2 separate regions of the Homo sapiens genome follow, and region 2 is linked to region 1. Evidence: read pairs that join two places in POLR2A ChIA-PET (ENCODE). Cell type or tissue: PC-9. All regions are shown on one strand.

Region 1 (8,000 bases):
TTTATGTAGATTTGAGCTTCTGACCAACATTGTTTTCCTTCTCTCTGAAAAACTTCTTTTAATATTTCTTGCAAGGCAGTTCTATTGGAGACAGATTTCCTCAGTATTTTTCTGGGAGTGTCTTTATTTCTCCTTCACTTCTGAAAGATAATTTCACTGGGTACAATACTCTAGATTGATTATTTTTCTTCCAACACTTTAAATATCTCACTCCACTTTATTCTTGCTTGCATTCGTTTCAAAAAGAAGCCCATTATACTTTTTAATCCTAGTTCCTCTGTAGGTACGGTGTTTTTTTCTTTCGTCTGGCTTCTTTCTTTTTTTTTTTTTTTAATTATTATTATACTTTAAGTTTTAGGGTACATGTGCACAATGTGCAGGTTAGTTACACATGTATATATGTGCCATGCTGGTGTGCTGCATCCATTAACTCGTCATTTAGCATTAGTTATATCTCCTAATGCTATCCCTCCCCCCTCCCCCCACCCCACAACAGTCCCCAGAGTGTGATGTTCCCCTTCCTGTGTCCATGTGTTCTCATTGTTCAATTCCCATCTATGAGTGAGAACACGCGGTGTTTGGTTTTTTGTCCTTGCAATAGTTTGCTGAGAATGATGATTTCCAATTTCATCCATGTCCCTACAAAGGACATGGACTCATCCTTTTTTATGGCTGCATAGTATTCCATGGTGTATATGTGCCACATTTTCTTAATCCAGTCTATCATTGTTGGACATTTGGGTTGGTTCCAAGTCTTTGCTATTGTGAATAGTGCCACAATAAACATACGTGTGCATGTGTCTTTATAGCAGCATGATTTATAGTCCTTTGGGTATATACCCAGTAATGGGATGGCTGGGTCAAATGGTATTTCTAGTTCTAGATCCTTGCAGAATCGCCACACTGTCTTCCACAATGGTTGAACTAGCTTACAGTCCCACCAACAGTGTAAAAGTGTTCCTATTTCTCCACATCCTCTCCAGCACCTGTTTTTTCCTGACTTTTTAATGATCACCATTCTAACTGGTGTGAGATGGTATCTCACTGTGGTTTTGATTTGCATTTCTCTGATGGCCAGTGATGGTGAGCATTTTTTCATGTGTTTTTTGGCTGCATAAATGTCTTCTTTTGAGAAGTGTCTGTTCATGTCCTTCACCCACTTTTTGATGGGGTTGTTTGTTTTTTTCTCGTAAATTTGTTTGAGTTCATCGTAGATTCTGGATATTAGCCTTTTGTCAGATGAGTAGGTTGCGAAAATTTTCTCCCATTTTGTAGGTTGCCTGTTCACTCTCATGGTAGTTTCTTTTGCTGTGCAGAAGCTCTTTAGTTTAATTAGATCTCATTTGTCAATTTTGGCTTTTGTTGCCATTGCTTATGGTGTTTTAGACATGAAGTCCTTGCCCATGCCTATGTCCTGAATGGTAATGCCTAGGTTTTCTTCTAGGGTTTTTATGGTTTTAGGTCTAACATTTAAGTCTTTAATCCATCTTGAATTAATTTTTGTGTAAGGTGTAAGGAAGGGATCCAGTTTCAGCTTTCTACATATGGCTAGCTAGTTTTCCCAGCACCATTTATTAAATAGGGAATCCTTTCCCCATTGCTTGTTTTTCTCAGGTTTGTCAAAGATCAGATAGTTGTAGATAAGTGGCATTATTTCTGAGGGCTCTGTTCTGTTCCATTGATCTATATCTCTGTTTTGGTACCAGTACCATGCTGTTTTGGTTACTGTAGCCTTGTAGTATAGTTTGAAGTCAGGTAGCGTGATGCCTCCAGCTTTGTTCTTTTGGCTTAGGATTGACTTGGCGATGCGGGCTCTTTTTGGTTCCATATGAACTTTGAAGTAGTTTTTTCCAATTCTGTGAAGAAAGTCATTGGTAGCTTGATGGGGATGGCATTGAATCTATAAATTACCTTGGGCAGTATGGCCATTTTCATGATATTGATTCTTCCTACCCATGAGCATGGAATGTTCTTCCATTTGTTTGTATCCTCTTTTATTTCATTGAGCAGTGGTTTGTAGTTCTCCTTGAAGAGGTCCTTCACGTCCCTTGTAAGTTGGATTCCTAGGTATTTTATTCTCTTTGAAGCAATCGTGAATGGGAGTTCACTCATGATTTGGCTCTCTGTTTGTCTGCTATTGGTGTATAAGAATGCTTGTGATTTTTGTACATTGATTTTGTATCCTGAGACTTTGCTGAAGTTGCTTATCAGCTTAAGGAGATTTTGGGCTGAGACAGTGGGGGTTTCTAGATATACAATCATGTCATCTGCAAACAGGGACAATTTGACTTCCTCTTCTCCTAATTGAATACCCTTTATTTCCTTCTCCTGCCTGATTGCCCTGGCCAGAACTTCCAACACTATGTTGAATAGGAGTGGTGAGAGAGGGCATCCCTGTCTTGTGCCAGTTTTCAAAGAGAATGCTTCCAGTTTTTGCCCATTCAGTATGATATTGGCTGTGGGTTTGTCATAGATAGCTCTTATTATTTTGAGATATGTCCCATCAATACCTAATTTATTGAGAGTTTTTAGCATGAAGCGTTGTTGAATTTTGTCAAAGGCCTTTTCTGCATCTATTGAGATAATCTTCTGGCTTCTTTCAAGATTTTCTTTTTGTCTTTGATTTTTTTTTTTTTTTTTGAGACAGAGTCTTGCTCTATTGCCCAGGCTGGAGTGCAGTGGTGCGATCTCAGCTCACTACAACCTCCACCTCCTGGGTACAAATGATTCTTGTGCCTCAGCCTCCTGAGTAGCTGGGATTACAGGCACCCACCACCATGCCCAGCTAACTTTTTTTTTGTATTGTTAGTAGAGACGGGGTTTCACCATGTTGGCTAGACTGGTTTCGAACTCCTGACCTCAGGTGATCTGCCTGCCTTGGCCTCCCAGAGTGTTGGGATTACAGGCATAAGCCACCACGCCTGGCCTGTCTTTGATTTTCTAGATGTACATTTCTTTGGTATTTATCATGCTTGGTGTATTTATCCTCCTCTGAGCTTCCTGGTTTTGTGGTTTGGTATCTGTCATTAATTTTGGAAAATTTTCATCCATTATTACTTCAAATATTTTTTTCTGTCTCTTTCTCTTTTTTTCTGTGTGGTATTCCCATTACATGTTTGTTGCATACATGAGTTTCATTTTTTATTTTTGTTTTTAACTTTATGTGTACATATTTAATTAAAATAGAATAGGCATAAATCAAAAACAAGAAAATAATCAGGATAAAGTGTCCTGTCATTTAGTTTGCAAGGAGGAATCAGGAAGTGCAACAAATTACTAGAAAAATATTCTAAAACCATCTGAAGTGGCTAGGTTACATAATCTTCAGAGTCAAATGCCAAAGTTAAGTATTATACCACTTAATCCACAAATGAAAAAAAAGAGGAGTCAAAAGTTTATCTTGTTCAGGCTGGGCGTGGTGGCTCATGCCTATAATCCCAGCACTTTGGGAGGCCAAGGTGGGCGGATCACTTGAGGTCAGCCTGGTCAACATGGTGAAACCCTGTCTCCACAAAAAATAAAAAGATTAGCTGGGCATGGTGGTGCATGTCTGCAGTCCCAGCTACTCAAGAGGCTGAGGCAGGAGAATTGCTCAAGCCCAAGAGGCAGAGGTTGCATTGAGCAGAGATTGTGCCGCTGCACTCCAGCCTGGGCAGTGGAATAAGTGAGACTCTGTCTCAAAAAAAAAAAAAAAAAAAGTGTCCTGTTTACTAGAACAATTTTTACATTCAATCTATAGTGCTACTGGCAACTTTCAGAAGAAAGAAGTTTCCATTATGCATTGACTAGAAAATCTCAAATACAACTAAGCAGCTATGCTATGCTATAGCTCGTTAAGTATCATTAAACTGCTCTGGGCTAGTGTACATTTCAGATTAATAGAGAACCACATTTTGCGTTTTAGAAAGGCAGCAGTAATTCTATTTCAGCTTTTAGTCTGGATGCTTAACACAGTTAAGGCGACAGTTCAAGCACATTAAGTGAAGGTAGTTAAGATTTCAGAACAATCATCACCATCTCTTACAACCTACATACACTGTTTAATGCTTACGTGGAAGGAAACCAGTGGTTTTTTTTTTTTTTTTTTTTTTTTTTGAGACAAAGTCTCACTCTGTTGCTTAGGCTGGCATACAGTGGTTTGATCTTGGCTCACTGCAACCTCCACCTCCCGAGTTCAAGCAATTCTGCTGCCTCAGCCTCCCGAGTAGCTGGGATTACAGGCATGTGCCACCATGCCTGGCTAAGTTTTATATTTTTAGTAGAGACAGGTTTTCACCATGTTGGCCAGGCTGGTCTCGAACTCCTGATCTCAAGTGATCCTCCCACCTCAGCATCCCAAAGTGCTGGGATTACAAGTGTGAGCCACAGCACCCAGCCGAAACCAGTGTACTTTTTTTTTTTCTTTTTTTTTTTTTTTTTTTTTTTTGAGACAGAGTCTCACTCTGTCGCCCAGGCTGGAGTGCAGTGGCGCAATCTCGGCTCACTGCAAGCTCCGCCTCCTGGGTTCATGCCATTCTCCTGCCTCAGCCTCCCGAGTAGCTGGGACTACAGGCGCCCACCACCACACCCAGCTAATTTTTTTGTATTTTTAGTAGAGACAGGGTTTCACCATCTCTACTAGCCAGGATGGTCTCGATCTCCTGACCTCGTGATCTGCCCACTTCAACCTTCCAAAGTGCTGGGATTACAGGCGTGAGCCACCGTGCCTGGCCCGAAACCAGTGTTCTTAATTGGCATTTTATACACACATACACAGAATTAAAAAAAAAAAAAACTATCAAGGGCAATCATTCTAAGTGTACTGTGGTAGAATGTGTTAAAAATGCAAACATCCCATAGAACTAAAGTAACATGAACAGCACTTCTCATGGCCTAGGAGAAAGGTGACTGGTTCTCACACAAAGCTAAGCCTGTATCAGTCATTCTAATCACAATGGCTTATGAAAGTATCAGGTTTCCGGAAAAGCAACTATTCCAGGAAAGTCAGTAAATCTCTTGAAAGTTTCACCTCTATAAAACCAGGATAAGGCTACAGCTCTCTTGAAATCTGAACAGGTTATCAGATGAAACAGTAAGATTCCCAGCCATAATGTGAGATGGAAAGATCCTCATGCAGCGTATGCTCAATTGCTGGCCCCAGAAAGCCTCACGTGCAGAATACAGAAGTTGCCAAAGAAGGAAACGGAGACGTTCAGCTACATTTCCGTCGTGTGATGAATTTTAAACCCTCAGGAATGGTGTGGTCTATTAGGCTTTTCATCATGCTTGGTGTCATCCACTTAATCTGTTCAAAGATAAAAGAAGACATGATTGTAATAGTAACTCGAGTCCCAGATGTTGACAGTATGTCTGCAATTTGAGAGTCCTTCAGTCCAGTGACCTTCTGTCTGTTGATTTCACAGATGTTGTGTTCTGTGAGAAGACCATTTCTGGCTACAGAACTGTCTTTCACTATGGATGTTATCTTTTCTTTCTTTCTTTCTTTCGGAGATGGAGTCTTACTCTGTTGGCCAGGCTGGAGTGGAGTGGTGCAATCTCGGCTCACTTCATCCCCTGCCTCCTGGATTCAAACAATTTTCCTGCCTCAGCCTCCTGAGTAGCTGGGATTATAGGTGTGCACCACCATGCCTGGCTAATTTTTGTAGTTTTAGTAGAGATGGGGTTTCACCACATTGGCCAGGCTGGTCTCAAACTCCTGACATAAGGTGATCTGCCTGCCTTGGCCTCCCAAAGTGCTGGGATTACAGGCGTGAGCCACGACGTCCGGTCTATTTTTCCATTTTAAATGATAAAACCAACATGTCCAGTGCTATCCTTATGCATGGTAATTGTCCATTCAAAGGGCCTGTCATGAATGGACGTAGAAATCTTCTCTTGAAAAGCCTGTTTGAGCACCTTGTGCACTTTATCTGAGCTCCAGCCTGCACAGTTTTCACCATTGATTTGGAGTACTTGGTTCCCAAATCTCAGACCAACCAATAAGGTTGGAGAGTTATCCTTGACTTGCTGAACACATATACCATTATCTATTGATTTAAGCCAGAGTTCAATTTTTCCATCTTGGTCCTTATGGCTTCACGAATTTTCCATCTTGATCCAATGGCTTCATGAATCCCTTGCTTAATTTCTGCTCTACAAATTCCAACATCATTACCAGTTATAGGAGCCATTGTATAGTTCGTACTGGAAGGTCTTGCTACCAACTGGCCCTGAATTGGCGCACCAGAAACCATGGTCATATTTGCATGTGTTTCTTCTTTATTTAAACTCAGGCCTATGTGTTGAGAGAGCTCTGGATATAGTTTGGAATAGAGGTTTCCATCTTGAGAGATGTGAACAGAAGCTTCTGACAAAATTGCTGGGTTGGCAGGGTTTGCAGCAAAAGCAGTGTATTAATCTGTTCTCACACTGTTAATAAAGACATACCTGAGACTTGGTAATTTATAAAGGAAAGAGATTTAATTGACTCACAGTTCCACATGGCTGGAGAGGCCTCACAGTCATGGTGGAAGGCAAAGGAGGAGCAAAGTCATGTCTTATATGGCAGCAGGCAAGAGAGCGTGTGCAGGGAAACTCTCCTTTATAAATCCATCAGATCTCGTGAGACTTATTCGCTATCACAAGAACAGCATGGGAAAGACCCGCCCTCATGATTCAATTACCTCCCACCGGGTCCCTCCCATGACACATGGGAATTACGGGAGCTACAATTTGAGATATGGGTGGGGACATAGCCAAACCATATCAAGCAGTTTGAGCCTGAATTATTTAGTCTACCTTCAAATCTTTGAGAGATGGAGAGAGATATTTTTGCAGGATTCTTCTAGACCACAAGGACCCACTTGCCATCACTGCCTCCAGTCATTCTGCATAAGTAAGTTTTAGATTTCAAGCCTCTCCTTTTGATTCTTTCTTAGAGTTTCCATCTCTCTGCCTCCATTTCCCATCTGCTCTTGGATGTTGTCCAACTTTTCCATTAGAGCCTTTAGCATATTAATCAGTTATTTTACATTTCTGGTCTGATAATCCCCACATCTCTGCCATACCTAGGTTTGTGTATGATGTTTGATTTGTTTCTTCAGAAGGTGTTTTTTTTTTGTTTTTTTTTTTTATCATGCCTTGTAATTTTCTGTTGAAAGTCAGATATGATGTATTGGGTAAAAGGAAATGACATAGATTGATCTCTAGTGTGTTTATCTGGCTAGGAGTGAGGCTGTGTTCACTGTTTGCTGTAGCTGTAGTGTCACAGATTAAAATTTTCTTGAACACTTTTGTTTTTGTCTCCTGTGATGTCTTGGGTTTTCCTAGAGACTCCTTGAATAGGGTCTTAGGCTTGTAGATTTTATTTTATTTTATTTTTTTGAGAAGGAGTCTCACTCTTGTTGCCCAGGCTGGAGTGCAATGGTGCAATCTTGGTTCACTGCAACCTCTGCCTCCAGGGTTCAAGCCATTCTCCTGCCTCAGCCTCCCAAGTAGCTGGGATTACAGGCGCCCACCTCCACGCCTGGCTAATTTTTTTGGTATTTTTAGTAGAGATGGGTTTTCACAATGTTGGCCAGGCTGGTCTTGAACTCCTGACCTCAGGTGATCCACCCCACCTTGACCTCCCAAAGTGCTGGGATTACAGCCGTGAACCACCGCACCCAGCCAATTTTTTTTTTTTTTAAGCTGAAATCCCGTTATTATACAGGCGCCATCTTGATGTGGTGGTGAGGTGTGGGGGTTAGGGAAGCATTCTTTACTTTTCTGATCAAGTCTTAGTCTTTTAGTGAGCCTGAGTTGGGTGTTTCTCTTCCCCCAGGCCAGCTGGGCCTTGGTAAAACCCCAGTAGGTTAGACTCTGGCAAAGTAGTTTCCCTTGAGGGCAGAACTTGTTAAAGAGAACAGAGAGCTCTGGGTGTATTTCAGAACAGTTACTTTCCCCCTCCTCTGCTGGAAGTTAGAGGGTACTTTTCTCTGATCTTCACAATGGAGACCTGGTGGAATTCCCCAAGGCAAAAC
Region 2 (8,000 bases), 680 kb before region 1:
ATGTGTCCTCAAAAGTATGCTTGGACTCAAGTCTGACTCCAGAGGGGGTCCTTCCAGAGCCATCGTTTCTCCTTTTTCAAAGGAAAGGTGGCTCTTTCAGGAAAGCTCCTTCCCCACCCCAACTATTTCTCAAACCCACTTCCTTTTCTAGGCCAGAACTTTATTTATCTATTTATTTAGTTTATTTATTTGTTTGTTTGTTTATTTATTTTTGGCGACAGAATCAATGCAGAGAGCCATGATCACACAAATTCAGAGCTCTGTTGCCCAAGCTGGAGTGCAGTGGTGCGATCTTGGCTCTCTGTAGCCTTGACCTCCTTGGCTCAAGCGATCCTCCCACCTCAGCCTCCCAAGTAGCTGGGACTATAGGCATGCACCATCACACCTGGCTAATTTTTTATTTTTTGTAGAATCATGGTCTCACTATGTTGCTCAGGCTGGTCTTGAACTCCTGGGCTCAAGCAATCCATCCACCTTGGCCTCCCAAAATGCTAGAATTACAGACATGAGCCTGCACCCAGCCCTGGGCCAGCACTTTCATGCCCAGTTAACAGCCTTTGGGGCTGGGCAGGAGCTGGGGTGTGTGTACCCCACACATACAAAGTCTCCACCTACCTCTCGGTCAGGCCATCCCTTAGCGTTGCTCCCCTGTGATGTGGTTTCTCCATCTTACGCTGTGGTGACACAGGGCTCCCCCACCAACCCACGGTCACTCAGCAATGGCCTGTGGGGTAGGTGCTCACACCCCCAAGGCTCCAGGAGGGCACCCCGGGCACCTGCAGTGACTTCTCTTATTGTAGATGTGGTTTCGAGGATGGACGAAAAACCTAAATGAATCCTTTCAGAGGGAAACTTGGGGCTTTGCTCTATGTTTAGGGGAAGGTTCACTCTCAAACCCCGGCCTGCCGTGAGGGCAGATGTCTCCCTCCTCCTGCATGTGAACAAGGATGCTCATGGTCCAGGAGGTGCTGGCAGCCACTTTATCACCATGAGGGAAGCAGGCTGAGAATTAACCTGACCCACAGGGAGCATCACAGATAACTCGACCTGCAGCCTCATAGGATCAAGAGCTTTGGAGAAAATCAACCCAGATGCCTGAACTTCCTTGGTGTGTTTTAGCTGTGGGAGCTGACAAAGCCCTTGTTGACAGTCGTTGGATGTGGATGTTCTGTAGCTGGACTGTGAAGCACTCTAATAAAATCACCTTTAGAAACTTTTACTCTTTTCATGGCTTTATGACGACGCAGGAGGTAAAGATGGTGTGCTTTCTACAACAGTAACCCCTCCCTTCCAACCAGATTGCCACACCAAGTCCTCCCACACAGACATTCCCGGGGCACCGGACAGGAGCCCCCAAAAGGCCCATCAGAACAACCCAGCATGTCCCCACAACATCCAGAGACCTTCCGTGCTCGTTACAGATTCTCAGGCAGAAGGAGCAACGTCGTGAAGGAGATATCCAGGAAGATTGCCTGACAGCATTCACTATGCAGAAGCCATTGAGAATCAGAGCCATCGGCTGGGAGGCAGGAACAGTGAGTGATCAGCTGAGGAAGGCCCCATGGAGGTCAAGGAAGGGGAAGGCATCCCAGAGACACTGCAAGGAGGAAGGGCTGGCAGCATTAGGACAAAGGGGACATGTCAGTCACGGGCACAGAAGAGGGTGAAACCGAAAGGCCACGCATGCTGGGAAGACGAATTGGCAGCTGGGTTCAATGAACCACCATGCCCTCAAGGTTAAAATTCAGAAAGATCTATTTTGGTCTTAGATCATTTGCAGTTTTGTTAGGTTTGTTTTGCCCGATAGGGTGGGCAGGGAGGGGGAGGTTGCATTCGAGTCGTAACTGGGATGATTTCTGGGAACGAGAGCCTGAGAAATTCCTTCTCTGCTCAAGGCAGCAGGGGCAGAGGAGACAGGATTCCCATGCTTCACTCTCAAACCCCGGCCAGCCGTGCGGGCAGATGTCACCAGTGCCTGCTGCTGGCAATACCACTTGGCTCCTTAAATGGTAAATTCTGCTAAGAAGGTCTCCCTTTTCCAGGAGATATTTTAAAACAAATGCAGTGGACATTTCCCTTCAAAATGAGATGCATTCTGTCAAGCAGCTGGCATTCATTAGGAAACTAGAGACAAAAAGTATCACAATCAAATGACACCATTTGACAGAGGAGGAAACTGAGCCCCAGAAGTCCAGTGGCAGAGCTGGACCTCCACTCAGCTCTCCTGGGTCCCCCACAAGGGCCAAGGTGACCGGCTCCCTCTGCCATCCCAGCACCATTATCACATGCACCACCCATCCCATCACTCTGGAAAGGGCCTGATCTGGACAACGAATTACTTGTCCATTCTGACTCTAACCCACTACCTCCAGGACTTAAGGAACTAGGAAAGCAAAGAATGGAAAACCAGCAAGTCCTCTTCTTTGGGGGCTTTGTTCTATGTCTGGGGGATGTGAAGCCATCTCCCTCCTAGATATGAACGAAGACACATGTGGCCTGGAAGGTGTTGGCAGCCACTTTATCACCATGAGGGAAGCAGTTTGAGGACTCACCTGACCTACAGGGAGAATCACAGATAACTCCACCTGCATCTTCCTAAGAGTGAGAACCTTGGAGAAAGTCAATTCAAACACTTGCCTTCCCTCAGGAGTCAGTTCTGAGAGCTACCAAGGAGAGGGCAGGATCAGGGTGAAAAATGACTTGGGTCTCAGACCCAGAACATTCTACTGGCTGCCTCCAGGACTCAGTGGGGGGCTAGGAAGGGTTCTCCATCTTCCAAGGGTGTGGAGTGTGCTGTGGGTCACTCAGAACCTCCCTCTCCTCTTCTGTGATCAGCGGATCTTGTCCAGCCCCTCTCCACTGCTGGCTCACTCAGCGCCCTCCCCCACCCAGAAACTGCTGGGCTCACCTACTGAGCTATGTGATCCCTAAGAAGCTGTCAGAGCTGTACAAGTCTCACAATTCCTTACTCACTAAGCACTGGCAAGCGCAAGCTCCAGGGCGTGGCTGTCAGCACTCTGCACCTTCCTGGAACTGTCGGGGGAGCATACGGTCAGCAGCACCATGCACATCCTTATTGTGCAGCTCAGGAGTCCAAAGCCAAGAACAAGACGGTGAAGACAGCCCAAGAAGGCTTTTCGGTGCAGTCAATGTCTGACATTTATGATGCACCCACTCACCGGGGACACCGAGTCACATCTGAGCCTCATTTTTTCTTCTGGGAAGACATGCACACTGCCCGACTCATATCATTCACCTTTGGACAGGCAAAGGAGGGAAGGAGGCAAGGCAGGTGCTTCTTTCTAAAAAAAAAAAAAAAAGAAAGAAAGGATAATAAAGAGAGAAAGAAGGAGGGAAGGAAGGGAAGGGAAGGGAATAAAGGAGAAGAAGGAAAGAAAAAGAATGAAAGAAGGAAGGAAGGAGAGAGAGAGAAAGAAAAAGAAAGAGAAAAGAAAGAAAACAAAAGAAAGGAAGGAGAAAGGAAAGAAAGAAAGAAAGAAAGAAAGAAAGAAAGAAAGAAAAAGAAAGAAAGAAAGAAAGAAAGAGAGAGAGAAAGAAAGAGAAAGAAAGAAAGAAATCAAGCAAGCAAGCACGCACGCACGCACGGCCCAGGAAGAGAAAACCAGTGAGTCCTCTCTAAATGGTGAATCAGAGTCCGTGGCATAGCCAGGGACAAAGTCCAACTTGCCTCTGCCCGGATCTCCGTCTGCTGCCATCTCCGGAGGCCACACGGCCTGCCCCTCCCCTGCTCGCTCCTCATTCTCTGATGACAGGTGGTATGAGTGGCTACTCACCACTCTGACAGCCTCTCAGCAGCAGACTGTACCCTGGGTTTGCAGGTAGAGCCTGAGTTACACCTCCTGAATGCATTACACATCACAACACTGTCACCACACTCTCTTTTGACCTAAAGAAACCCTGCACTGGGTGACCTCCAAGAAGCCATCTGCCTCTGATGCTTCTAGGTTAGGCAGCAGGGCTGGGAGAGTGGTAATATAAACCCCTTCTTTCCACTGGGGCCTTTTGGTTTCAGTCCTTGGAAATATTATTTGTAAAAGAACTTAAAATGCACTCGCTTTGGGGAAATGCTCAGATTCAGGAGACCCCCCGATGGGACATGGAGAGAAGCCGGGGTCCTGGGGAGGCACCACCTGCCTTGCCTCTTTCTGCACCCCAGCACCCAGCCCAGGCCTGGCACACAGCAGGGAGGGCTGGCTGGATGCTTCCTAAGCGAGTGGTTATTCTCTAAGTGGATACAACCAATGTGCCGGCCAAACAGATGCACTGGAGCCTCTAGGTGCTTAGGTTTGGTTCACGGTCTCGCAGGCATCCATTGATTGGAATATATGTAGACTTACTTTTTTTTTTTTCTTTTTTTGAGAGGGAGCCTCTCTCTGTCATGAGGCTGGAGTGCAGTGGCGCGATCTTGGCTCACTGCAACCTCTGCCTCCCAGGTTCAAGCAATTCTTCTGCCTCAGCCTCCCGAGTAGCTGGGATGACAGGTGTGCACCACCACGTCCAGCTAATTTTTGTATTTTTAGTAGAGATGGGGTTTCACTATGTTGGCCAGGATGGTCTCAATCTCTTGACCTCGTGATCCGCCCACCTCAGCCTCCCAAAGTACTGGGATTACAGGTGTGAGCCACCACACTTGGCCTCTAGTGCAGGGGCTACCAGGTGACCAGAGTTTTTATTCTTGGTCACTTTAGCACAAAAATAGAGAAAAGTGGCCTCAGTGAACCTTATCTGTACCTCATTTCATCCTTGCAGACATCCCCAGGCTCTGCAGGACCAGCGAGTGAGAGGAACCACGCACATACCTGGCAACAGCAGTCTGGGGTTGGTGTGCCCGTCTGTAATGGCTGCATGTGGTACATTTGATTCTATGAGCGCGTGTCTAATGTGAGTTTCAGGAAGGCGACAGCTGTGCCATGAAGAATGGATGACTCACCTCTCTGCACCAGCCTCGCCAGCATGCAGGCCTGTGTGGTGCCGTCCAGAGCCCAGGGCTCAGCATGAATGAGGAACGCACGTACCTGAAGTCGGGTTCCCATTCCAGCCCTTCCCCATCCAGCTTCTACTGACTTCCAACCACTGCGAAGAGAAACGTGTTGTCTCTGGCTAATTCCCTCTCTCGACCTTCTTAAGCAAACCTCCAGGAAAGGCTGCAGAAGGGGACCTGTGAGGTTTGCAGATGGCATCAGAAGGCTGAGAGACAAGTGTCCTCCAGCCTCACCAGCAAGATTTCCTGTGCCCTTCCCATCTCCACTTCCCCACCCTGCAGGCTCCCTGCAGGCAACCTTTCTGTCCCCTTCCCTCCTCCCCCACTATGTTTTCCTGCCCCTTATTCATCATTCACTGGACATTCTGAGCACCCATCTTGGCTAGATTTCAAGGCACTGAGGATTCAAAAGGAGAGTCAGGCATTGCCCCTGCCCTCAAGGTGAAAGCTGGAGCTCAGCTGGGAGAAAAGAACCTGCCTTCAAGTGACATCAAAAGTTGCAGGGGTGGCCAGGCATGGCGGTTCATGCCTGTAAATCCCAGCACCTTGGGAGGCAAGGCGGGAGGATCAGTTGAGCCCAAGAATTCAGGAGCAGCCTGGACAACATGGCAAAACCTTGTCTTTAGAAAAAAATACAAAACAAAAACAAACCAAAAAAATAAAGCCAGGCACGGTGGCACACGCCTGTAGTCTCAGCTACTTGGGAGGCTCAGGTGGGAGGATCACCTGAGCCCAGGAGATCAAGGCTGCAGTGAGCCGAGATCACACCACTGCACTCCAGCCTAGGCTACAGAGTGAGACCCTATCTCAAAAAAAAAAAAAAGAAAGAAAGAAAAGAAAGCTGCAGGGGAGGGTTCAGGGAAGCTGTGTAGAAGCTGAGTCCCTGTCCACTTCTTTTGCCTGTGAGCAGTCTGAAGACTTGGCCGATTGAGGGAAATCTTTACTGCTTTGGGTCTTACTTGGAAACCCGAAGGCTTAGCTGGGTATGAGGCTGCAGCAGTCCTGGTTCTGCTATCTTAAAAGTATGTCTGTGGGCCAGGCATGGTGGCTCACACCTGTAATCCCAGCACTTTGGGAGGCCGACGTGGGCAGATCACCTGAGGTCAGAAGTTTGAGACCCGCCTGGACAACATGGTAAAACGCCGTCTCTACTAAAAATACAAAAATTAGCCCAGCATGGTGGTGTGTGCCTGTAGTCCCAGCTACTTGGGAGGCTGAGGCAGGAGAATTGCCTGAACCCGGGAGGCAGAGGTTTCAGTGAGCCGAGATTGTGCCACTGCACTCCAGCCTGGACAGAGCAAGACTCTGTCTCCAAAAAAAAAAAAAAAAAAAAAAAAATGGCTCTGTTTCATGACCTGGGCCTACCCCACCCTCCACCGGGAAAAGTTCTTCAGCACTAGGCCCCATGGGAGACGGACTCCGAAGTCCCCTCCAGTTCTCTGCTATACTCACCTTCTCCTCCCTGCAAGCAAACAGAAGGAAAGATGCACGTTTCCAAGGGCGGGCAGAGGTCTCCAGTCCCCTCCCCGACCACACGGTTTCCTCCTCCGCAGCCCTACTCCAGTGAACCCCGGGCTCTGTGTGACATCAAAGGCTGGGGTGAGAGAAGTGCTACCCCCTGCTCCCCAGCCTAAGCGCCTGGATGGGGGACTAGGGGCCAGAGGGGGACGCAGGTCCCAGCTCCCATCTGTGCCAGGGCACAAGGCACTCCTTCCCCTAGGCAGGAAGCATTTGCTCCCCTAAGCAGGTCTTTCTTCCAGAAGCCTTGCTTATCACAGGCAAATTCACCCACCCTGAAGCTGCAGGCCATAGTGGGGGCAGGGAGGAGATTTATATGGCCTTCTAGCTAAAGCTTGGGACCACTCTGTGGAAGGTTTTTCAGGAAATCAAGGTCTGCCAGGAACCAGGAACCTGGTTGCGTTTAGCTGTGCACACTGGCCTTGACGGTCATGGAACAGTCCAGAAATGCACCACCCTGATCCACCCTAGGGCCAGTATTTTGGTTAGGTGTGTTTTGCACCATCTCATCAGTAACCCTGTGGTTTCCAAATGCCTCCTCCCTGCCCCTGTTCCACTAGGGCCCTCTGCCTGGGGCCAAAATAAACACTGGGAATTGGAACAGAGGAGGACTTTTCCAAGGGAGCGGCCACTGCCTCTTTTTCTCCACAGAGCCACCACCTGCATTTTAGCTGCTCACGCCAGCTGAGCTAAGGGCCAGCTCCAGCTCCTGGCTGCTAAGATTCCTCCAGTTTCCTTAGATTGTCAGCCTGGGACATGCCAATGTGTTTCATCTATCTCAAACCACAGAGCGCCATAATGAACAGACACATGGAGAAACTGGTGTCTTTCCCCCACCATCCCAAATGTGGGTCTCTCCGCCCACCAGCCTGGGAAACAAGGGAAAATGATTAACAGACACTCTAATTAGGGCATGGTTGAGCCTGTGGGGATCAAGGATGGGCTTTGGTTTCCTTGGGGAAGAATGTTGCTTTCACTATGCTGGATAAAGTGCTGGAATTTCACAGATCTCAGATTTCATAACCAAAGCTGGGATTCATTCCATGCTTTCCTGAAGTAACCAAACTCAAGCTATAGAATCTTAACCAAGTTAACAGATACATCCCATCCTTACCAATATTTGGAAGGGACCCTAATTAGCAATTCATTGTCATTCTTCTTGGTTGTGGTGTTTTAGCCATTTCTTCTTTTCTTTTTTTTCTCTTTTTTTCTTTTTTTTTTTTTTGTGATGGAGTCTTGCTCTGTCGCCCAGGCTGGAGTGCAGTGATGCAATCTCGGCTCACTGCAACCTCTGCCTCCCGCTTCAAGCAATTCTCCTGCCTCAGCCTCCTGGGTAGCTGGGAATACTGGCACACGCCACCACGCCCTGCTAATTTTTGTATTTTTAGTAGAGACAGGGTTTCACCATGTTGGTCAGGCGGGTCTCGAACTCCTGACCTCAGGCAATCCGTCTGCCTCGGCCTCCCAAAGTGCTGGGATT

What was found. ChIA-PET counts read pairs that join two places held together with the same protein. Peaks named below come from ENCODE experiments on the same cell type or tissue, not always from the same donor. Only the 100,000 strongest peaks of a DNase experiment are listed, where the experiment ranks them.
Region 2: POLR2A ChIA-PET joins it to region 1 with 10 read pairs; 1 of 35 experiments calls an interaction of 5 or more read pairs at or near these places.

What each region holds. Positions count from the first base shown.
Region 1 is chr10:6,287,877-6,295,876 of GRCh38, forward strand. It overlaps a transcript of PFKFB3 not described here and the pseudogene SDCBPP1. Among named protein-coding and RNA genes, the nearest start is that of LINC02649, 35 kb to the right of the region's middle. RefSeq lists an enhancer at 7,884-8,000. In PC-9, no CTCF peak of the experiment used is centred here; DNase peaks (open chromatin) are centred at 2,975, 3,445 and 4,935; H3K27ac peaks cover 2,051 bases.
Region 2 is chr10:5,607,135-5,615,134 of GRCh38, forward strand. LINC02678 (long intergenic non-protein coding RNA 2678) reads right to left here and starts at 3,531. Exons shown (of 3, transcript XR_001747275.2): 1 at 2,974-3,531; 2 at 2,553-2,663; 3 at 470-1,597. In PC-9, no CTCF peak of the experiment used is centred here; DNase peaks (open chromatin) are centred at 2,987, 3,767 and 4,957; H3K4me3 peaks cover 1,198 bases; H3K27ac peaks cover 3,978 bases.